3 separate regions of the Mus musculus genome follow, and all the other regions are linked to region 1. A link is a loop called in an ENCODE intact Hi-C map of the cell type or tissue named here. Cell type or tissue: heart. All regions are shown on one strand.

Region 1 (8,000 bases):
GTGGGTACATGGACACTGTTTCTCTGCCAGGCAGCCCTATGACACACATAAACACCAGTGGAGTCTAGAGTTCATAATGCACAGGAAAGAGGAAGGCCACTCCTCTCACCTGCTCCTGACCAGAGGCCCCAAGCTCCTCCCCAGGTCTCTAGCTGTCAGAGCAGAGGCACATGGAGTCCTTTCTACACTCTTTCTACATCCCTGGTGCCATCCTGCCGTTTTCTGATTATGGGTAGTAGTTGTAATTTAATTTCTTGGTGATGCTTTGTATTTTCTCCCAACAGCACAGGGAATTAAATATAAGTTTTGTAAAGAGTGATATTCACTTTTTTTTTGCCCATATAGATCAGAAGTGGAAATTTTGATTAAAACTATGTTGGTGGGTTATATAGAAAAGCAGCTGTTTGTACTAATGTCTGATTAGAGTGTAAAATCAGTGCTGTGTTCTGTTAGAGCTTAATGTTAGAATTGTCCCAGCATTGCCAGCTAGGAACTGATTCTAAAAGCCAAAAAGCTATATAAACTTGTCAGTTCATCTTAACAACCATAATCTAAAAGTGGGGAGAGTGGTTTATATAAATGTTCACAGTTGGGGAATTTGCATAATAAATAAATTTTAGTCAATAGCTTTGGTTAAGGTAACAACTGTTATTTTTCTTTCAAGACTGTTGGTGAAATTGCAAGAGCTGAACTATAACTTGAAAGTGAAAGTCTCATTTGACAAGTAAGATTTCTGTAATCTTATCTAAGTAGCTATTTAAAATGCTAGTTCTGTTTACCTCTCCGTCAAATAAGCAGGCTGGAAATTCTTCCCAGGACCAGGGCTGCACTGTAGGTCCTGAGGCCATGGCCTGTGAGGAGAGGCACCTAATGGGTTACCCAGGGCCAACCCTAGCAGACGTTGGTAACTGGCTTCTCTCTGAGGATTGGGAGCTTTGCCTAGAACATGTGCTCTCTAGACTAGAATAAACCAAAGAGCAAACAGAGGAAAGGAGATTGCCTTCATCAAGTCTTAAAGCAGTTGGGCGTCACACATTACATCTCTCTGGCCATCCCCAGAGAAGATGCCCTTAGTGCAACACACTCAAAGATCCAGGCATGTGCATCTGTAGCCAAGAGGGAGGGTGTTCCTGGAGTGAGGTTAGAGACATCTGGGGCAGGCGTGAGGGGGAGCGACAGGGGTAGGTGTGAGGCCCAGTGGAGCCTGCTGCATTCTCTTATGTTTAGTTGCCAGCACTGAAGGAAAAAGAATGGGAAAAACACTATCTTGTTATTTTTTCTCAAAATCACTCCAGATGACAGGGGAAGAGATAAAGCTTAGTGGCTTTGTGATGTCCTCTCGTTTCTGGGCCAACAGAGCATTGCTGTCTGTGGGTCACTAGCGCTGAGACAGGGGACGTGCAATTCCCTGAGCTCCTTCACCTGTTAGCCATTTATGCCTCACAGTCCCCTGTAGTGTAGAGCTGGCAGCAGGCTGTGTGAGGGAGAAATGCCAGGCAGGTGGCTTCCCACCCATGACATTCAGTGTTACTTGATCTCATTGGCGTGGGTGGGAAGGAACAAGTGATTGAAGGGACAGGGACCACAGTGTAGATGAGCCCCTATTACTCTGTACATACTTTATGTGCATTTATGAGACCAGTCTTACTCTGCAGCACACTCTGGCCTGGAACTCATGGTCTTCTGCCTCTGTCTTCTGTGTGTTGAAGCGTAAACCACAGGGAGTTTCCCCCCCTCCCCCGGCGCAGCCAATGTATTCATTTTCTCTTTTATTTATATGACTGTGTAATCATATGCATCTGTTTTGTATCTATTGAATCTTACTTCAAATTTACATATTTTTTTACAGAGATGTGAACGAGAAAAACACAGTTAAAGGGTAGGTATAGCATCTGCACCCTACTTTGCTTATCCTGTTTGTTTAGTAGTTTGAAGCACTTTAAGGATTTGTGTCTTGCGTTGTATAGATTTCGGAAGTTCAACATCTTGGGTACGCACACAAAAGTGATGAACATGGAAGAATCCACCAACGGAAGTCTGGCAGCTGAGTTCCGACACCTGGTAGGCAGAGCAGTTTGATGTCTTGATGCATCTCTGGTCCTTTGGAAGTCTTATAGGATTGACCCCCATACTTTCCCGACGGTGGGATGCTGGTCCCTTCTTCATCTCCTGAGTCTCCTGGCTGTGTGTTTTGACAGGGGCTGTACGGACCTCAGTAGAGTGCTTTATAAACTTGCATGTGCATAAATTATATAAGCACTTGCCGCCTCCTCTGCGAGCAGCCCCTGAGGTTCCAGCAGCATTCTAAGGAAACCATTCCCCACTTCAGTCCTCACTTCTCCTGCCTTCCAAGTGTGTAGCAGCTTGACCACGAATGCTGCAAGAGCAGGAGGCCTCGTTCCATTGGGTAGAAGGGTGGTACTTTCCTCTGGTCTCCATAAACCCAGTGTTGGGGCTGGGTACCAGCTGGTGAGCTACAGATTTCAGAGCTCGGGAGTGACATGTGAGGCGAGGGCCTCCGTCCAGCTTGGAAATCTGAGCGTGTCCAGATTGGCCCTTTAAATCTCAAGGATTGAAATCTGAACGAGGAGACTAGGTCAGCCTGCTGTGCTGAGCCTGGTCTGGAAGACTGCAGAGGCTGGAAGACTGCAGAAGCTGTTTCGTGTGCCTGGGCCATGAAATCGCTGCTGAAGGTGCTGGGCACCCATTGCATGCAGGAGCAGCAGACCTAGGTTCTGGGGCGTCCCCTCCCTCAGATTACTCACACTTCGCCAGGCTTCAGGAAGAGGCACTTCCCCCTCTTGTTCCTAGGAGGTTGTCACACCTTTCTTTCTAGTTATGACTGGGAACTGATCTGTGAATAAACACATCAACTCTAATGATTAACCTGCCATTCGGTTCCTTCTTTTACAGCAACTGAAGGAACAGAAAAACGCTGGGAACAGAACTAATGAGGTGAGCATCTCTGGGTGGCTAGCGGGTCCTAACAGAACTGTTCTGTTCCGAGAGGACGCATCAGCGTCCTGGGACCTGATGTGGAAGAGGGCTCGGGGTATCTGTGGGGATGATAAAAAACACTCTCCTGTGTACTTTCTGGTTGAAAGGCAGTTTAACCCACAGTCTCATTGGCCCTACAAAGACAGCCAATCGGACGGGGCGTGGTGGGCTTTCATATTGTTCACCTGGGTAAAGAAATGAAGGCCCGGACATTAGCATGGTTTCCCCCAGAATGCACAGAAGAGCTGGAGAGGCTGAAGGTGACTGCCTTGGTTAGGGTTTCCACTGCTGCAAGGAAACACTGCGAACAAAAGCAAATGGGGAGGAAAGTGTTTATTTGGCTTAACTTCCACATTGTCCATTGCTGAAGGAAGTCAGGAGAGAAACTCAAGCAGGGAGGAACATAGAGGCAGGAGGACATCTGGTTTTTGCTACTTTGTGGGTTCTTCTTTCTTCCACCCTTTTTAAACCTCACCCTTTCAACCCCCTAACACTAGATAAGAGAGAGAGAAGAAAAAGGATAGAGAGGAAGGGAAAGAGATCCCAGAATAAAGTCGGGCTTGGAAAGTTGGAGTGATGTTATTGTTAGACTACTTCCTGCGGATTCGAGGCTCCTCAGGGCCCTAGCATTTATTTATCCTCTGAAACTTCCCAGAATTTCAAATGTCACACGATTGCAGAAACTATCTCTAGCTGGCAGAATTGTGCTTCTTCTGCTATAGCATGAGGCACGTCAGTCAGCTGCCGAGGACAGTCCCAAGCAGCCCCGTGTCCCCCTACCTGGAGCTTAAACGAAGACATACTCAGAATATTTCTGTGTTTTTTTTAAAAAGAAACCAAAATTTCAGAATTTTCACTCCATGGGAGCTGATGCAGAGGCTACGGAGGGGTGCTGCTTACTGGCTTGCTTCCTCTAGTTTGCTCAGCCTGCTCTCTTATAGAACCCAGTCCAGGGATGGCACCGCCACCCACAGTGGGCTGGGCCCTCCCCATCAATCACCAATTAAGAAAATGCCATATAGCTGAACCTTATAGGGGCACTGCCTGAATTGAGGTACCCTCCTCTCGGATAACTCTTGCTTGTGTCGGGTTGACAGGAAGTTAGCCAGCACGGTGACTGAGTCTGAAGATCTAGTGTTGCCGACGGTTCCCTGCCATTGCATCCCCTACACCGTAGCATTGCTTTGTCATAGATCCTGTTTTTACAACCTGGACCTTAGAAGTTATGTTCTTGATGACTGAAAAATGAGAAATGGTTGGGCATGGTAGTGCAGGCCTTTAATCCCAGCAGTTGGGAGGCAGAGGCAGGGGAATCTCTGAGTTGAAGGCCAGCCTGGCCTACAGAGTTCCAGGACAACCAGGGCTGTTACATAGAGAAACCCTTTCTCAGAGAGAGGGGACTTGGGGGTAAGAAAATAAGGGGATGAGAGATGAACGGAGGGATAGTCTGGGCCTGGGTTGGTTTGAAATTGTCCTTGGAGCACACGTTGTTGGCTGACGTTCCATTTCACGACCACTGGAGGTCACTGCAGCTACAAGACAAATGCTGGTCTGTGCAGCCCAGACATCGCCTCCTTCGCAGTCTTTGTCACCTTCTAGGTCTAGCAGCTATCTCTATAGTTCCAAGATGGTGTGACACAGAAGAGCTGTGTATGGAAGTCACTTTGAAACTATCCCTTTCTAGCAAACCAGAGCACTTAGGATCAAACATATGTGGGTTAGCACTTTCAGGAGAGGCTCTGACTATTAAGACCCACCCTCACTTCCACTGCCCCTGCCAGGTGTGCAGTCTGTGGGAGCCGGCAGATGGCTGGAGGTCAAGGGGTCATAGCTCGTGGATAAACCCACTTGTAGTTGCCACTTTTCCCACTGGCGTTTCTGTCTCTGAACACATAATCCTTGCCATAATTACAAACGCCTTTGAGGGAACACCAGGAAGCTTGGGATAGTAAAATCTGGGTATTATTGAGTTCTGAAGTCCAAGTTCTGGATCACAGCTGGTTTGAGGATCTCTACAACCTATTTGGGTTTTGAGAGCTCTTTTCTTTTTGTTTTGGAAGGGGCCTCTCATTGTCACCGAAGAACTTCACTCTCTTAGCTTTGAAACCCAGTTGTGCCAGCCAGGCTTGGTGATTGACCTGGAGGTAAGAGTTACAGTTTCCTGAGGGAGAAAACATGCTATCTTTACTTCCACAAAGGCTTATTTTTTCAGTTTTTATTTCAGCCTTATTTACCTAATTGTTAAAAAATAGGATCCCTTTAAAATTATCAATATTTAAAAACTTTTCTGTGTATGGATGTTTTATCTGCATGTATGTCTGTACACCACATGTATGTGTGGTGCCTGCAGAGGCCGGAAGAGGGCATCAGATCCCCTGGGACCCAAGTTACAGACAGCTATAAGCCACCATGTGAGTGTTAGGAATCAAACTTGGGGCCCCTGGAAGATCAGGCAGTGCCCTTAACTACTGAACCATCTCTCTTCTCCCCAAAGTGGTCTTTTCCAGCTAATACTATGTTGACGTTAATGATCTAGGAAGCTGGAGAGTTGGACTAACCTTAAAATTTTGCAAAAGAAATGTCCTGATTGTGCTAGCTAGCCACTGTTGAGTGTTTAGCTACTAGAAGGGAGCTTGAAATGATTCCAAGGTCTTTGTTCCCTTTCAGACCACCTCTCTTCCTGTCGTGGTGATCTCCAACGTCAGCCAGCTCCCCAGTGGCTGGGCGTCTATCCTGTGGTACAACATGCTGGTGACAGAGCCCAGGGTATGGAAAACACATGTGCTTTAGTACGGTTAACCAAGGCTGCTGCTGCTGCTGCTGCTGCCTGCTCCCATCACTAGATGTTGGGGAAGATAGTCCCAAGCCCCGTGGCACCAGTGAGGACCTTGTGTGATGGGAAAATAGTCACACGTATGTGCCAGGCACGGGAACAGTGATTTTTCCAACTCAGGCAGTCGATGGCTTTATTTTTCTGGCTGTCCTTCTGTGTTGCTTGCTTTAAAATGTATGCACTTGTTAAATGGACATGCATTTTCTTAGAGCAGGAAGACACTGCAGACTGGTCCGTTGGTTCTCATTAGGAAATACTGTGTTCTGTAAAGTAGTCAGGAGCTCTGGTTAATCAAATACAGGATCATTGCTCCCAGGGGAAAATTTAGAGCTCAGCTTCTGTAACCCTTGAGTCGCAGCATTCTTGGCAGCCCATGTATAGGTAACGTGAGTGTGTTTCTTTTTAAAGGCACCTTATCTAGTCTGTCTGGCGACTTGTTACACCATACCACGTGCCTGAGTGAAGCTTATACTCTCTCCATGATGTCCCCCCCCAATGCCTAGCGCCATTTTAAACAATGAAGTCATAACAAAAATCACAAAAATGTGAAAAACAGAGAGGCCAAGATAATTGTGCGCTGCAACAAAAAGCTAGGATGTTGTTTTGTTCTATCTTAGCCAGGAACATCAATCTGGGGCCACAAACTTGCCTCAAGTATTGATTTTGGAGTTATAAATAAATAGACTCACAAGCGTGAACCTGCTAATTTCTGAGGATTCTCATCCCCGGCTGTGACTGCCTGTGTGTCACAGAAACCAGCAGTGAGCTCTGGGGCAGGCTGTGTCTGTGGCAGGTGGCTCCTTTGTAACTCCAGCCTCTGGGTGTTTTCTCTGCAGAATCTCTCCTTCTTCCTGAACCCCCCGTGCGCGTGGTGGTCCCAGCTCTCAGAGGTGTTGAGTTGGCAGTTTTCATCAGTCACCAAGAGAGGTCTGAACGCAGACCAGCTGAGCATGCTGGGAGAGAAGCTGCTGGGTATGGTTGGACACGCACCCACAAGTCAGCCTTCTCCTTCAGTCATTCCTTATTCTGATGCTTAGAGGTACAAGAGTGCTAAAAAAAATCAGTTGGTTTTTAACTACAGCTGGTTGTAGCCAAGTGAGATCAAGGCTTTGAAAACACCATTGAGTCCTGGTAAAGGAACAATGACCCTTGTTCTCTTATGTCTGAGCCAGGATCTTAAAGAGAAATTCTTAAATTATGAGCCTGAAATAAGATATTGATGAGAAAGATGAGCTCTTAACGTCCTTAGAAGTAAAAGAGGAAAGTCCCTTACATAATAAAGTTCTGGGCTTAAAAACCCCAGGATCTTGTGCTGGCTGGGCCCTTGTTGCAGGAGGCAGAGCCACAGTTTTGTCTGATCAGGCATCTGGCCCGTGGCAGACAGTTCTCTCTCAGTGGCTAATGTCAGAAGGCTTATTCATCTTCTACAATGAAAAGTCAAAGCCTCCCTTATCACCGACAACCTGCCAATGAACCGGATATCTGAAGCATGTCTTTAAAATTCCATCAATACCGTTGTCCAGGTTTGCGGTCTGTGTAGCAGGGTGATGCAGACGGTAGTCGAAGTGGGTCTTTCTTAACTGAATGTCCCTGGAAGGGTCTTCACTCACTTGTGCACATTAACAAGGGTCTCAGACCTTGTTCTGTATTCCACATTTGGTGAGATACAAGGATTTTTTTTTCCCTGCTTGTTGTAGCGTATCAGTGGTTTCCCTTAAACAAAGTAGTGGACTTAACACAGCTCAGACCACATGCTGCATTAATTCATATGGCTAATTATATTTATGGCTTGTATCAGTTTGAACAACTGTCCAATTTGTGAGAAGGCTGAGGGATATATCTAAGTACAGTGAGCTTATAAAATCCACCGGAGATCTCGGCCTTATTTGGAACTGCACATTTGTTCTGCAGGGCTTTTGGTGGGGAGGGACTTCATGTAGGCAGAGGAACAGCGGGAAGTGGTGCTGGGTAGAGACAAGGGTGGCTTCTCCACAGAGCCTTCAGGGAGACAGGGGTCATGCCAAAGTCAGATCAGCCTGGAAGGGCGTGTCCTGGGGTGGGGTTTATAGAGCTCTGCCTGCTCTCTGGGAAAGGAGCTAAGAGGCACCAGATGGCTGGCTTGATGTCAGCTTCCTCTGCGCTTTCATAATCCGATCTCAGTAATCCTCCA
Region 2 (8,000 bases), 88 kb after region 1:
ATTTCAAGACAAACTTTCTTTGGGAACTAAAAATAAAAATTGACACAGTCTGAAATTCAAATATCAACACCCAGAACAGGTTTTTAGAGTAAAAGAACAAATTGTTATTTAGTGAATAAAGCTATATAGTTTTCAACACATGCCCACTGTATAAAGCAGCAACTCTTAATTTTCACATGGCCATTTCTTAGTAACACTATGAAGTCTGGCAGCCCTATGTGCTGCTGACTAAGGAAGGTCCATGCTCTAGAGGCTGACCATTTAGAAAGGGATAACTGGATCTAAGAGGAGCTGACCCCCTTGCCTTGGTGAGAGAAATGCACAGAAAATGAAAGCGTTCAAAAGAGGGAAACTTTACTTCTGGAAAACACATCAAACAGAAACTTTAACAAAGTTATAATACTTTCTTCCTATCTTCATTTTACATACATTCATGGCAGTTGTGGCTTGAACCAAATCCTTGATTAAAAGCTCTCAGGACTATCTTATCATCCTTTCTGAATTGTTTCTGAACCTGTTTAGTTGTTATCTAAATTTTGGTGTGCACACACATACACACACATCTAGTCCCTTAACTAAGGTAAATAAAGTTATCTTATTAGCACCTAACACTCTCCAGGAATCTGAGCAACTCTTGAGGAATTCCCTCCCTAAACTGGGTTCTTCCCCAGGGCAAGATGAGAGGGAACAGGATGGAGCATTAGCCAAGATAGCACTCCTAAATTATTGCTTTGAGATGATTTATTAATACCAATAGGGCGATGAAACCAGAAACTTCTAGGTAAACAAAACTTCATTTTCCTATCTGATTTTTTTTCTTTTTAAAAATGACACTAGAGTAATTTGGAAAACAAAAACAAAAATCCCTCCCACCCCCGAACCAGGGTACTTTAATAGAAAGTACCCTCCCATCCTGCAACCTGGATATTAACTGTTAAGAGTAAACATGTGTTTGTGCATGTGTGTAAACCAAATGATGGTAAGGTGAAGGTAAGGTATTTGACTAAACAAACAATACATCTTCTACTTTCTAAAACATTAGAGGTGCAAATGTAACCAAAGTGTAGGTTTTGAAAACAAAACAAAGCCTGGAGGAGGTTGCACATGCCTTTATTAATCCCAGCACTTGGGAGGCAGAGGCAGGCATATCCCTGAGTTCGAGGCCAGCTTGGTCTACAGAGTGAGTTTCAGGGCAGCCAGGGCTTCACAGAGAAACCCTGTCTTGAAAAGCAAAACAAAACAAAAACACTAAATGGGATTTGAGTCATCTAATCCAACACATGTAATAATGTGCCCATGATCATCAAGGTAGTTTGTGGTACAAAGCTACTATCACAGAATACCATCATTAAGTGCCTTTTTCCTTATTAAGGGTTTTTGTTGTTGTTTCATTTTGTTTTAAATAACATTTTCACTCTGGGAAAATAACCAGGAATGTTTTAGGAAGGTACCCACATCAATTACAGGAAACATTAAGCAGGCCTGAGATTGAAGTCATAAAATTCACACTTTCAGTTTGACTTAAGCTACTGTGCAGAGCTGGAAGAGAAGTAAAATGCAAAACAGGATACACCATATCAGTATAAAGTCAGAAAAATAGGATACAGAAAAAGCCTAAAAGTCAGTGTTTACCTAGTTGGGGAAACTATATTACACAAAAGCATTCAGCAAAGAAAACTCAATTTTGCTCTTAGGCTAAATTCCCACCCTATATACACAATGAGTCAACATCCTATCACAATCAAGTCCCTAAAACTACTTAGATTTTGTGTATTTTATGTCACCTTATTTTTGTGCTTTTAAAACAATTTTATCCTTTAAAAATCTGTCCACCGCACAGAAGACATCAGACAAGCCATCACTGGTCCCGATAGGAACAGGTGGTCCATGCTGCGTTCCTCGTCCTCTAGGCCACATGTCCCTATTCCGCCTAATCTCATTTCTGAAGCATTATTTCCGGTGGCCCAGATGGCTCTACGCACGCCAAAACGATCCACCTCAGGAGGATTAAGAACCCAAGGCCACATCTGGCATCCAGTGGGATGGTGGTGGAGGCTTACAGAATGGGGGAACTGCGGCCTGGCAAAAAGGTGAATCGGGAAGGTAGAAGCTCCGCTCTACGCCCGACTCCTCAATGTCACTCGGGAGAGATGGAGGTTCGCGTGGCATCACCCTCGCAGAGCCGGGGCGCTGAGCACGCGGCGCGGCCGGACAGCAGCCTCTGCCCGGCAGGGGCTTCAGCAGGCAAGACCCTCCCGGCGCTCACCCGTCACCCCGGGGCGACTCGCGCCGGCCACGGAGGGGAAGTGGGAGCAGGCGAGGGGCGCGGGCGGGGCCGGGCCTAATCACATGGCACAGCCGTCGCAGGCCGCCTGGCATCGCTTTCTTTCTCTTCCGCGAACCTCCGTTGCTAAGCCGCACCGCCACCGCCCACCGCCCAGGGCCCGACCCCTCCCCTCAGCCTCACCCACGCAACTCACTTGTCGCCCGCGGCCACCATCTCCTTGCCCTCGCTGTTGCCGAACGCGTCGGTCTCCCCCGGGCTGTCCTTGGGGCCCGGGGCTGCGGGTGGCGACGCCCCTGGCTGCTGCTGCTGCTGCTGCTGCTGCTGTGGCGGCGTACCCCCCTTCCCCAGCTCCTGTAGGATCTCCGAGGGCGAACTGGACAGGCCGCCCGCGCCGGGGCCCTTCGCGCGGCCGCCCCCGCCCCACCACGGGTGGAGTCGCGCAGCGGCCACCAGGCCAGCGGTCGGCCGGCTCCCGCCCCGGGGGCGCCGGCACAGCGTGCCGAGGGGCTGCGCGCGCCGCAGGACGGCTCCGACGGCGGCGGGCGGCCTTAAGAGCAGCTCCCGTAGCATCGCCGAGCCTCGCAGCCGCATCATACCGCCGGCGCCCGCTCGTCAGATGAGGATGCTTGGGGCGTGGGCGGCCGCTCTGCTCCCGGAACCGTGTCCCGCACGGCGGGGAGAGGACTGGAAAGAGAAAAAGTCCGGGACGGGGTGTGGCCCCAGCTCCGCCGCTCCCGCCGCCAACGCCGCCGCCCTCGCCGCCGCCGCCGCCCAGCCTGCAGCCAGCCGAAGTTGCTCTGGCCGCCGCGAGCTCCGCACTGAGACTGACGCTCAAGGGAGGGCTGGAGACATACCAGGCTCACCAACCGGGGGCGGGAGGACGCTGACGGCCTGCCCCCTGCAAGCTCTTCCATTGGCTCAGCCTGCCGACCTCTCTTCTGATTGGCTAGAGAATCGGTCAAATTTGTCTCCGCGCCCGTACGCAGTCCCGCTGGGTCCTGGAGGGCGGGGAGAAGGACGACTGACGTGTGTCAGCCCCGCCGACCGCTCTTCCCCCTTGCCTCGGGCCACCTGAGGCCAAGCTGGGCGAGGACCCGTAGCTCCGGAGTCTGGCCATTCACCAGGCAGGTGCGCTCCAGGGAAGCACGTCCTCCAGCTATTGAGGAAGCTGGAGTGCGCCTGTTCAGGCCGCCCAAGGCTGGAGGGAGGCTGGCGGTGGCAGATCGTCTGGTCCAAACCTACTGCTCGCCCCCTCGGTTAGGGGAATGTGTCCGCCCCTCTGAAGGCATCGGTTCTGCCAAGGCCGCCCTGACTAGCTTCATCCCTCTCCCAAATGTGCTTAAAACTTTCCATGGTTGGCTACTGCCCAGAAGCGAAATGTTTTGGAAAAAATGAGCAAAATCCTTTCAGCTATGCAACTTAAGACATTTAGAACGTTTGAGCGTAGGAACAACGAAGAATAGAGAAAAAGCCAGAGTAAGGGTGGATCTCTTCTATCTTCTACAAGATTTCTCCAAATCTTTTGAACGGCGATTATTTCATTAGTACCAGTTGACTTGAAAGCAAAATACTGCAGATCCTTTTTCTATTTTAAAAGCCATTTTAAAATAGAAGCATCTGAATACCATGTCTCAAAACTGTTTCAGCACAGCATCACCTCATCCATGTATCCTTTTAGATGTGTGTGCATCATATGTTTCCTGAGTCTGCACACATATACCACTCAGGACTAAAACCGCTTTTTAAACCATTTCCTGAAACAGATAGGCTTAAATGCATAGATTCACCAAAGTTAGCAGGATATGTAATTCACCAGATTTAGTAATCCAATCAATCTGTACATGTTGAACGAGATTAGTAACCAAAGAATCTGACTGTGCCTACAGGCTTGTCATGCTCAAGTTTTTGTTTTGTTTTCAACCTGCTCTTTAGATAAAAATAAAAAGTGTGAAGGAAATGACCTTGTGGGGGGAAAAAAAGCCAGAATTTTATATTACTTGGGTGGCTTTTATTATTGCTTAAGGTTAGTTTGTCAAAAATATTAATATTAGTGAATCAAAGTTATATATTTAGGAAAAACAATACATTCTAGGGGAGAGATAGCAAATGTTACCCTTAATAATATCTAACTTTGTCTTTCTAACTTATGGGTTGCTTTCAAACCTTAGTGTTGTTCAGTTTCTTACAAACTAGTTATCTGTTTTTACTGCCTCTTTTCTCTTTTTTCTCAACCCCATCCAGACTACTCACCAATCCAGTCAACGTTTTCATGCCAGTTCTTCCTAGTTTCTTCCATTGCTCAATGAAATGACTTCTGATGATTAAAGGTTTAAACACTTTCTAGTATATTTAACAATTAGGAACTTAGGATATGACTCAGTGGGTAGAAGGGCTCCCTGCTCAAGCATGAGGATCTGCAGGTCCGACCTCAGGCACTTACCTACAAACCATGCCTGGAGTGGAGACAAGTCCCTAGGACTCAGAGCTAGTCACGCTAGCTGAATTGGTGAATTTTAGAACCTCTGACCTCCACACAGAGGAAAGTGAGCTGCACATATGTGCATGCATGCAAACAGACAAGAATAGAAAAAGAAAAAGATAAAAGTAAAGAAAAGACATGCATTGGTAGACTATTTTTAGAGTTTCTACTTTTCAGAATGAACTGATAAGAAAGGGCAAATGTTACTTCTAACATTTGGAAGACCTGAGTTTACCAAGGTTGGACATCTGAGGTAATAATAAAACAACTAACAAGAAAGCTACAACAAATCAAAACTATTACAAACTGAATAGAAATATGGCAGGAAACTTTGATTCTTCTAATCTTAGATATTTTTATCTTCAACAATATTTATTCATACAACTTTGGAAACTGTGTTTGCATTATATTAAAATTAACCATATCACCTGTTATCCAAACTACCAGTATCAAAATACTTTATACACATATAATAATCTAAGGAAATACCTGCAAGAAGAAATGTTCTGCGTGTTAGGCCGTCAGAGACTCTCTTGAACTTCTACTTTGCTAAGTAGGATGCAGTTCCACAGGCCTGTTGACGTAACCATCCAAGGGTGGAACTGGAATGTGTGTACTTTGCTTCTGCTATATGCTGAAGAATGTTACTGAGCTTGCCCCTGAGCATCTGTCTTCTTCGTGGCCAGGAAAGGCTAGCTAATGCCTCAAGATTGTAACATACCCTCTCTCTATACATTACCCATCCTCTTTTCCACAAACATTGAGCTTAGTGATAGTTGTCCAAGAGGAAAGTAGAAAGTCACTCTTCTTAGAACACTGACTCACAAACTACGGGTCATGTCCCCTTTGGGGGTTTGGGTGACCCTTTCACAGGGTCACCTAGGACCTTCAGAAAACAGATACTTAACATTATGATTCATAACAGTAGCAAAATTATAGTTAAGAAGTTGCAATTAAAATAACTTTATGGTGTATGTGTGGGGGGGTCACCACAATGTGAGGAACTGTATTAAAGGGTCACAGCATTAGGAAGGGTGAGAAGCATTGCCTCAGACTAAAGTTGAAAAGACCTTCCTGACACTCTTTATCTTGGTTTGTTTAAAATTCTAGTTTAAGTGTAGAAGGCTCAGGAAACCTTTAAACAGCTTTCCACTGCTACTTCCTGCTTTTACAGGCCTATATAAGCCTTGTTGAAAAACGCTGCTGAGATGATATGATAGTATATATAAGTGACCCTAAAAATTCCACCAGAGAACTCCTAAACCTGATAAACAGCTTCGGTGAAGTAGCTGGATATAAAATAAACTCAAACAAGTCAATGGCCTTTCTCTACACAAAGAATAAACAGACTGAGAAAGAAATTAGGGAAACAACACCCTTCTCAATAGTCACAAATAATATAAAATATCTCGGCGTGACTCTAACTAAGGAAGTGAAAGATCTGTATGATAAAAACTTCAAGTCTCTGAAGAAAGAAATTAAAGAAGATCTCAGAAGATGGAAAGATCTCCCATGCTCATGGATTGGCAGGATCAACATTGTAAAAATGGCTATCTTGCCAAAAGCAATCTACAGATTCAATGCAATCCCCATCAAAATTCCAACTCAATTCTTCAACGAATTAGAAGGAGCAATTTGCAAATTCATCTGGAATAACAAAAACCTAGGATAGCAAAAACTCTTCTCAAGGATAAAAGAACCTCTGGTGGAATCACCATGCCTGACCTAAAGCTTTACTACAGAGCAATTGTGATAAAAACTGCATGGTACTGGTATAGAGACAGACAAGTAGACCAATGGAATAGAATTGAAGACCCAGAAATGAACCCACACACCTATGGTCACTTGATCTTCGACAAGGGAGCTAAAACCATCCAGTGGAAGAAAGACAGCATTTTCAACAATTGGTGCTGGCACAACTGGTTGTTATCGTGTAGAAGAATGCGAATCGATCCATACTTATCTCCTTGTACTAAGGTCAAATCTAAGTGGATCAAGGAACTTCACATAAAACCAGAGACACTGAAACTTATAGAGGAGAAAGTGGGGGAAAGCCTTGAAGATATGGGCACAGGGGAAAAATTCCTGAACAGAACAGCAATGGCTTGTGCTGTAAGATCGAGAATTGACAAATGGGACCTAATGAAACTCCAAAGTTTCTGCAAGGCAAAAGACACCGTCAATAAGACAAAGAGACCACCAACAGATTGGGAAAGGATCTTTACCTATCCTAAATCAGATAGGGGACTAATATCCAACATATATAAAGAACTCAAGAAGGTGGACTTCAGAAAATCAAATAACCCCATTAAAAAATGGGGCTCAGAACTGAACAAAGAATTCTCACCTGAGGAATACCGAATGGCAGAGAAGCACCTGAAAAAATGTTCAACATCCTTAATCATCAGGGAAATGCAAATCAAAACAACCCTGAGATTCCACCTCACACCAGTCAGAATTGCTAAGATCAAAAATTCAGGTGACAGCAGATGCTGGCGTGGATGTGGAGAAAGAGGAACACTCCTCCATTGTTGGTGGGATTGCAGGCTTGTACAACCACTCTGGAAATCAGTCTGGCGGTTCCTCAGAAAATTGGACATAGTACTACCGGAGGATCCAGCAATACCTCTCCTGGGCATATATCCAGAAGATGCCCCAACTGGTAAGAAGGACACATGCTCCACTATGTTCATAGCAGCCTTATTTATAATAGCCAGAAGCTGGAAAGAACCCAGATGCCCCTCAACAGAGGAATGGATACAGAAAATGTGGTACATCTACACAATGGAGTACTACTCAGCTATTAAAAAGAATGAATTTATGAAATTCCTAGCCAAATGGATGGACCTGGAGGGCATCATCCTGAGTGAGGTAACACATTCACAAAGGAACTCACACAATATGTACTCACTGATAAGTGGATATTAGCCCAAAACCTAGGATACCCAAGATATAAGATACAATTTGCTAAACACATGAAACTCAAGAAAAATGAAGACTGAAGTGTGGACACTATGCCCCTCCTTAGAATTGGGAACAAAACACCCATGGAAGGAGTTACAGAGACAAAGTTTGGAGCTGAGATGAAAGGATGGACCATGTAGAGACTGCCATATCCAGGGATCCACCCCATAATCAGCATCCAAACGCTGACACCATTGCATACACTAGCAAGATTTTATTGAAAGGACCCAGATGTAGCTGTCTCTTGTGAGACTAAGCCGGGGCCTAGCA
Region 3 (8,000 bases), 600 kb after region 1:
AACCCATCTAGAACATACTCAAGACACAGCAAGCCAGAGCAGCCACCAAGCCAATTCCATAGAGAAAGGAAAAACTTTTCTTTTTTTTTTTTTTTTTTTTTTTTTTTTTTCCATTTTTTATTAGGTATTTCGCTCATTTACATTTGCAATGCTATACCAAAAGTCCCCCATAGCCACCCACCCCCTCTCCCCTACCCACCCACTCCCCTTTTATGGCCCTGGCGTTCCCCTGTACTGGGGCATATAAAGTTTGCGTGTCCAATGGGCCTCTCTTTCCAGTGATGGCCGACTAGGCCATCTTTTGATGCATATGCAGCTAGAGTCAAGAGCTCCGGGGTACTGGTTAGTTCATAATGTTGTTCCACCTATAGTGTTGCAGATCCCTTTAGCTTCTTTGGTACTTTCTCTAGCTCCTTCATTGGGGGCCATGTGATCCATCCAATAGCCGACTGTGAGCATCCACTTCTATGCTTGCTAGGTCCAGGCATACTCTGACAAGAGACAGCTATATCAGGGTCCTTTCAGCATAATCTTGCTAGTGTATGCAATGGTGTCAGCATTTGGAAGCTGATTATGGGATGGATCCCCGGATATGGTAGTGTCTACATGGTCCATCCTTTTATCTCAGCTCCAAACTTTGTCTCTGTAACTCCTTCCAAGGGTGTTTTGCTCCCACTTCTAAGGAGGGGCATAGTGTTCACACTTCAGTCTTCATTTTTCTTGAGTTTCATGTGTTTAGGAAATTGTATCTTATATCTTGGGTATCTTAGGTTTTGGGCTAATATCCACTTATCAGTGAGTACATATTGTGTGAGTTCCTTTGTGAATGTGTTACCTCACTCAGGATGATGCCCTCCAGGTCCATCCATTTGGCCAGGAATTTCATAAATTCATTCTTTTTAATAGCTGAGTAGTACTCCATTGTGTAGATGTACCACATCTTCTGTATCCATTCCTCTGTTGAGGGGCATCTGGGTTCCTTCCAGCTTCTGGCTATTATAAATAAGGCTGCTATGAACATAGGGAAAAACTTTTCAATAGGTGCTAGAGTGATGGACGGCTGTACTTAAAGATGAATTAGATCCTGAAAAACAAAAGCCAACAGAGAAAATATGATTCGCCATAAAAGGTCGCTGTGATGGCTGGAGCCCGAGAAAGACCATCTGGGTTTCCCCTTTCTCTATGGCTGCTAGATTGGTGTGGTTAGAAGACAAAGAGAATTCTTTCCATAGTTGAATATCCCAAATCCCTTGGCAGCTTCTTGAATTGAGTTCAAACTTGCTTCTCCATAATTTTTGCAAGTGATACTACCATATAGGCCTTTAAAGTTTTATATGTCCTGAACAACAAGATAGTACAATCTAAGGAATACATGGGCATCCCTCCTTACAGATAACAGAGGAGTATTCAGTAGGATATGACTCAACTCAAAGAACAATCAAATGTAACCCTGAGCTGGCCTTTCTCTGCCATATATGTATGTGTGTGATGATCAAGTGTTGCTGTGGTCCTGTGTACTGCCTCTCTGCAGAGTGTCTGGATATTGCCAGTACACCAGCAGGATAATACCAGCGTCAGGAAGTCAGCAGCCTGTCCCCTTCCCTCTGGGGTGTGAGCTGTGAAGTGGAGCCTGGGATAGATAGGTTCCATAGGGTTCCAGGCAGGCAGGGAATGCCACGAGTGTTACAGCTCTTAAAAGAGGAATTAAAAGGTTTGGGCAGCCTGGGTGAGGCAGGTAGCCTGGATCCTGGGTCCCACAACAGCTGCACCATCAGCTGCCACCACGCTGATGTGAGCCTCTGTGGACAAGGAGAGCCCCACCGGCCAGGCAGGCCCAAGATCCAATGATGAGTACATCAGGAGAGAGGTCTTCCCTACGTGTTATAGCTCAGTAAGGACAGCAATTCTGAGACGATTCTTGGTGAAATAACATGTGTGCTTCATTACTCCATGTAGTCATGGACTATATAAACCTTGGGGAGTGGGATGGGATTGGTGTGTAAGTGTTTACTATTGACTATGTTCAAAGTGTTTGTGATGCTCTCTTTGCATGGGGAAGGACTCCGGGTGTTGCACATGGTCCTCACAGTTGGGTGTCATGGTTACCGGTTCACAGAGACAGGGAGCACGTAGCTCCACTGCTGTTGCTCTCAGATTCCTGAGATTGCAAGGGTTTGAGCACTTGGCCTCACCAGTCCTTATCCAGGTCAGGTGGCACAGCCCACTTGTCCTCCATGTTGGCAAGGACTCAGGAAAGAGGGCTCTTAGTCCCCATCTTCTCTTGGTGATGTCACTTAGAACACCTTCTCTATCAATACATACCCTAAACTTCTTCTTCTAACACTTAATGTTACAGAGAAGCATTCAGGTCACGCACATATTCCTTGAGCACACTCATCAGCATATGCCTTTTTCTTAATTTGCAGGGCTGGAGGTTGAATCTAGGCCAGATGATCACACTGCCCTGGAACTATATCCTCAGTACCCCTCTGCCTCTTTAATGTTTTATTTTGAGACAAAACCTCATTAAGCTGCCCAGGCTGGCTTTGATCTTGCAATTTTTCTACCCCTGGCCTCCCAAGAAGCTGAGACGACAGGTCCGTGTCACCAGGCTTGGCTTTGTTATGACATTTTAAAGTGAGATAAAACCTATTTATGTCAAATACATGAACCTGGTTTTATGAAGAGTTTACATTTGCCACTGGGGTAGAGGGAGAAAGCTGCTGGTGCCCAGAACCCCTTGCTGTTAACACTACTCTGACTCTGCAGCTTGGGCTCTTAGGGATGCTGACTAAGATTACTATGTAACTGAACCAGTGCTTGTGAGAAGAGGAGAGGTAGGAAGAGAGAAGACAGGGAGAGATCCTGACTGACTGACCAGGCTGTATAATCCCACATCTTGAACTGGTTCTATAGGGAACTCTGACAATCTTGAATGGAGTAAGAGTGGTAATTCTTAGCACCAGAATAGTAGTGCAGGCTTGGGCCTGCTTGCTTTCTTCAGCTAAGAATACCTGCATTCCTGGAGCCAGAGATGGCTGGGAAGTTAAGGGCACTGGCTGCTCTTCTGGAGGACCTGAGTTCATGTCCTAGCACCCACATGGCAGCTCACAACCAACCCTCTTTAATTATAGCCCCAGGTTTTGTACTGTGTGTACTTGTGTGTGTTGCTCTCATTTATCATTCTGAAATTATCAGTCATCCATGCTATGTCATTCCATCTCAGCACACCATAATGCATCTACTCACTCTGCTGCAGATGTTGGCTGGTGTGAATAGTACACATCTTTTGGTATATATTCACATGTTAAGTATTAAGAAAGAGGTTATAGAATATGCATATATTCAACTTTATTAAATACTGATGAGCATTTTCCTAAAGTAATTGCACGAATCCATATTCCCACCATGAGTGTAAATAAACTTTATTTTACTTATTTAGGCTATAAGACAAGCTCCACCTAAAACTATGTGGGCAGGCTGGCTTGGCACTCACTCTATAGCTAGGTTAGGCTGGAACTCACAGGAATTCTTTTGCCTCTGCCTCTTCTATGCTAGGGGCAGAGGTGCAGACTACCATACCTGACTTGCAAGAGAATTTTAGTTTCTATGAGGGTTTGGTGCACTTTTCTGATAACTAGTGACATTGGTTGCTGTCTTAGTCAGGATTTCTATTCCTGGACAAAACATCATGACCAAGAAGCAAGTTCAGGAGGAAAGGGTTTATTCAGCTTACACTTCCATACTGCTGTTCATCACTATAGGAAGTCAGGACTGGAACTCAAGCAGGTCAGGAAGCAGGAGCTGATGCAGAGGCCATGGAGGGATGTTCCTTACTGGCTTGCTTCCCCTGGCTTGCTCAGCCTGCTCTCTTATAGAACCAAGACTACCAGCCCAGAGATGGCACCACCCACAAGGGGACCTCCCCCCTTGATCACTAATTGAGAAAATGCCTTACAGCTGGATCTCATGGAGGCATTTCCCCAACTGAAGCTCCTTTCTCTGTGATAACTCCAGCCTGTGTCAAGTTGACACAAAACTAGCCAGTACTTTCATGTACTTACTGATCATTTAAATATTTTCTTTTACAAGGATTTAGAGGCCCTTTTCACCTGGCCTTCTCTGTTGTTCCTGTTGACTTTATTGTGAAAGATCTTTATTGCTTGTGTATTCCAGTCCTTAGTCAGTATATCCTGCAAATGGCCCCTCTACTCTGTGGCTTAAATCCTTGTTCCTTTATGCAACGGAGAAAGAACTCCACAAATTAACTCTGTGTTATGCAGTAGTCAAATCTGGATGTTGTTTTTTGTTTTGTTTTGTTTTGTTTTTTTCTCCATAGTTTCCATATCTTAAAGGAGTTTTAATAAACACCTTAAAACTCAGTAAAAGGTATGAGTTAAGGAAAGCAGTTTGTTTAAAACACAGTGAGAGGTCTTTTGAGGAAGGTGATTCATTTAAAACTTAGTTATTACAAAGTAATCAATTGGAAGTGGTTAACAGAGTCAGGAACTTCCACAATTGGTCTTTAAGCTGCATCAGCCTGCACAAAAAAATGTTAGTGCCCCCTGGTGGGCAGTGTGAGCTTTACAGTAAATCCTGAAACACCATCAAGGTTTCCTCTATCTAAAAAGAACTATCAGTTGAAGTAATCCTAAATTCCCCTGAGGCTTGGGTTTGGGCCAGGCTACGAACTAGAAGATAATTACAACATCTAGTAAGATCATAAGTGGAAAATCGAGTGTTGAGACCTAAATAATTGCCGTTGTGGGGACAGTACAGGGAGAAATGGGTTGGAGGTGAGGATCACTCCAAAAGCAGGGACAGGTGCCATTAAAGTACAAATGGAAAACCATTTCCTTTTCTTTTGGAGTATATTTAACCTCATTCTGGGTAAAGAATATTAGCCACTCATCTTTATATTGCATTAACACCTGTTTTCAACGCAGATGTGTTTAACACATATGTGAAAACGTCAAAAATCCCTCTTTTTTTTTTTTTTTTTTATTCTTTTGAGATAAGATCTTCCTAAGTAAACCAGTCTGGCCTTGAATTCACAGAGGTGTGCCTGCCTCTGTACCCCAAGCTGGGATTAAAGACTCGTGTAATTATGCCCAGCTTTTCTTAATTCAATCTTCACAGTTCATGCTATGTATTTCATTGTTGCTAGAGCACCATAAACAAACAGTGCAGGATACTAATCCAGTGGGTTTATTCCAGTGCTTACTAACCACACATTCTATCACTTTTCTCTATGTTTGGGCTTACCAGCGAGCAAGCACCATGGAGACGAGGAACAAAGTGGCCCTGTCTTCCCTCTTTCCGTGTCACCCTTTCCAGCATCAGTGATTAGACAACACAGGAAAATAACACAAATCATACCGGCTGTGGTAAGCCTTCCTCCTTGTACATCTTTTCTGAGTGCCATTGCCTTCTTCATGCATGCCGTGAAACCCGGCCATGATACTTAGTCATGAATATATACTTGTCAACTGCTGGCTTTGAATCACAGTGGCCATGACATCTAGGATCCCCTGAAATCATGGATGCTGTGATACTGTGAATAAAACAGCTAGGAGATAAAACACACACACAAGCACACATACATATATACATACACACACATGTGCATCTGTGCATATACACATACTGTATAGCTCTTCTACTTCATTACAGAAAGGAGAAAATCAAAGTATAATTTTGTAAGTTAAAAAATTTGTCTTTTTTAAAATTTTGTACTAGGTATTTTATTTACATTTCAAGTGTTCTCTCCTTTCCTCATTTCCCCTCTGAAAACACCCTTATCCCATCCTCCCACCACCTACTCACTAACCCACCCACTCCCGCTTCCCTGTCCTGGCATTCCCCTATAGTGGGGCATTGATCCTTCACAGGACCAAGGGCCTCTATTCTCACTGATGTTCCACAAGGCCATACTCTGCTATATATGCAGCTGGAGCCATGAGTCCCTCCATGTGTACTCCTTGGTTGGTGGTTTAGTCCCAGTGAGCTCTGGGGGTACTGGTTAGTTCATATTGTTGTTCCTCCTATGGGGCTGCAAACCCCTTCAAGCTCCTTGAGTTCTTTCTCTAGCTCCTCCACTGGGAACCCTGTGCTCAGTCCATTTTTTCCCCAGCATTCAAAGAGCAGGAAAACAATGAGTAAAGGTCTCCCTTGAGATGGGCAGAACATGAGCCACATGGTGGCTTCTCATTCTGTCTGGTATCCAGTGACCAAAGTCTGCTTGCTCTGTCACAACACAAGCACCCTGTGCAGGTGTGGGGCAAAGGTCTCTGGTACTATGCAAGGTCAGGTGGTAGGGAATAACCATGTGTAAGCTGGCTTCAGAGTGTGGCTTTCAGGCCCTTAGGGCAACCTCACACAACTCAAGCTCTGTCAGTGGCTCTGGATGTGTCTGGGGTTTGAATATGATTCGGAACCCAGTGGCCAAGGCCACTAATTCACATCTGTGTTCTGTTGAGGGCCATGTCACACTGTCATGGGACACTGACTATACCTTGTGTTTTCATCACAGCAAAATATGTCACCATGCAATGTTAGGGATCGTTTCAAAACTACTTAACCCTCCATCATGCATATGGCCTTGTCTGAAGGTAAAACTTTCAGAGAATTTCAACATGTCAACCACAGAGCAGTAAAGCAAGCTTGGTGGCCTGGGTATGGAACTTTGTGAAACCTACATGGATCTCAAAGCCAGTCCAGGGGTGATTGGCTTATTAAACATTTTATTTATAAAGGAAATGAAAGGGATAAAGTGCTAGCATTCTGTCTAAGCTTTGCCCCCACAGTTACCTGGCAACAGTCAGGCAAGCCTAACTTACTATAAAAGAGGCTGCTTGCCCCCTCCTTGCTCTCTTGCTCTTACTTTTCCCTTCCTGCTCCTGCCCTCTCCCCATTCCCTCCCCTCCCCATGCTCATGACTGGCCTCTACTCCTCTTCTTCTCTTCTCTTCTCTTCTCTTCTCTTCTCTTCTCTTCTCCTCTCCTCTCCTCTCCTCTCCTCGCCTCTCCTCTCCTCTCCTCTTCCTCTTCCTCTTCCTCTTCCTCTTCCTCTTCCTCTTCCTCTTCCTCTTCCTCTTCCTCTCTCTCTCTCTCTTCTCTCTCTCTCTCTCTCTCTCTCTCTCTCTCTCTCTCTCTCTCTGCCTTTCTCTGTCTCTACTACCCTCTTAACTCCCTTCCCCATGCCCTTAATATACTCTATACTATACTGTCCTGTGGCTGGTTCCTCAGGGGAACGTGATGATTCCGCATGGGCCTGCAGAGGCCCCTCTTCCTCCATACCTGACTGACTACAGCTCCATAGAATATATCCCCCTTCTCTATCTTTTTATAAACACATCATAAAGTTCTTAATGATGTAGACTCATCTAACTCAGCTTATTTAGGATCAGGGCATTGTAAATATAATCTAAAGCAGGACAGTGGTGCCACCCTTAGTGCCAGCACTAAAGGGGACAGAAGAAAGCAGGTCTCTGTGTTCAAGACCAGTCTGGTCTAAAGAGTGAGTTCCGGGATAGCTAGGACTACACAGAGAAACCCTGTCAAAACAAAACAAAACAAAACAAAACAAAACAAGATAAATACAGTAACAAACAAAACAAAAACACAAAAGCAAATATAATCTAGAGAAAAGAAAAACATCATTTAGAATTACAGAGCTTTGAGTAGAGCCAGAATTCTAGGTAGCTTGAGAATGAGCAGAAAAAAAAAAAAAACAAGCAAACAAAATCTTTAGAGTGCTGGTGCCACAGAGCCCAGACTCCAGGGTCATATCACACAGGAAATATTTTTTAAGTAAATTTGAGAGTAAGACAAAAAAGACAAAAACAAAAAAACAAAAAAAAAACACAACAACCCTGCACTCAAATAAAAAGGAAAAAAAACCAAAACCAAAACCATGCAGGTGTGTGTGTGTGTGCGTGTGTGTGTGTGTGTGTGTGTGTGTGTATCTGTAGCAAAACTATGAGCATCCTGGCTCAGCCT

What was found. Peaks named below come from ENCODE experiments on the same cell type or tissue, not always from the same donor. Only the 100,000 strongest peaks of a DNase experiment are listed, where the experiment ranks them.
Region 2: it touches region 1 in a loop (2.6-fold over the local background); 5 of 42 quality-filtered maps call a loop at or near these places.
Region 3: it touches region 1 in a loop (3.0-fold over the local background); 2 of 42 quality-filtered maps call a loop at or near these places.

The regions. Positions count from the first base shown.
Region 1 is chr1:52,142,237-52,150,236 of GRCm38, forward strand. Stat1 (signal transducer and activator of transcription 1) reads left to right here. Exons shown (of 25, transcript NM_009283.4): 12 at 665-724; 13 at 1,850-1,879; 14 at 1,968-2,061; 15 at 2,914-2,955; 16 at 5,058-5,141; 17 at 5,665-5,763; 18 at 6,667-6,802. Among named protein-coding and RNA genes, the nearest start is that of Stat1, 27 kb to the left of the region's middle. In heart, CTCF peaks have their summits at 4,511 (motif pointing right) and 5,355 (motif pointing right); a DNase peak (open chromatin) is centred at 7,885; H3K27ac peaks cover 3,057 bases.
Region 2 is chr1:52,230,112-52,238,111 of GRCm38, forward strand. Gls (glutaminase) reads right to left here and starts at 3,121. Exons shown (of 18, transcript NM_001081081.2): 1 at 2,481-3,121. The coding sequence starts at 2,881. In heart, no CTCF peak of the experiment used is centred here; DNase peaks (open chromatin) are centred at 2,400 and 3,230; H3K4me3 peaks cover 3,135 bases; H3K27ac peaks cover 2,588 bases.
Region 3 is chr1:52,743,895-52,751,894 of GRCm38, forward strand. No RefSeq gene overlaps it. Among named protein-coding and RNA genes, the nearest start is that of Mfsd6, 21 kb to the left of the region's middle. In heart, a CTCF peak has its summit at 4,576 (motif pointing left); no DNase peak of the experiment used is centred here.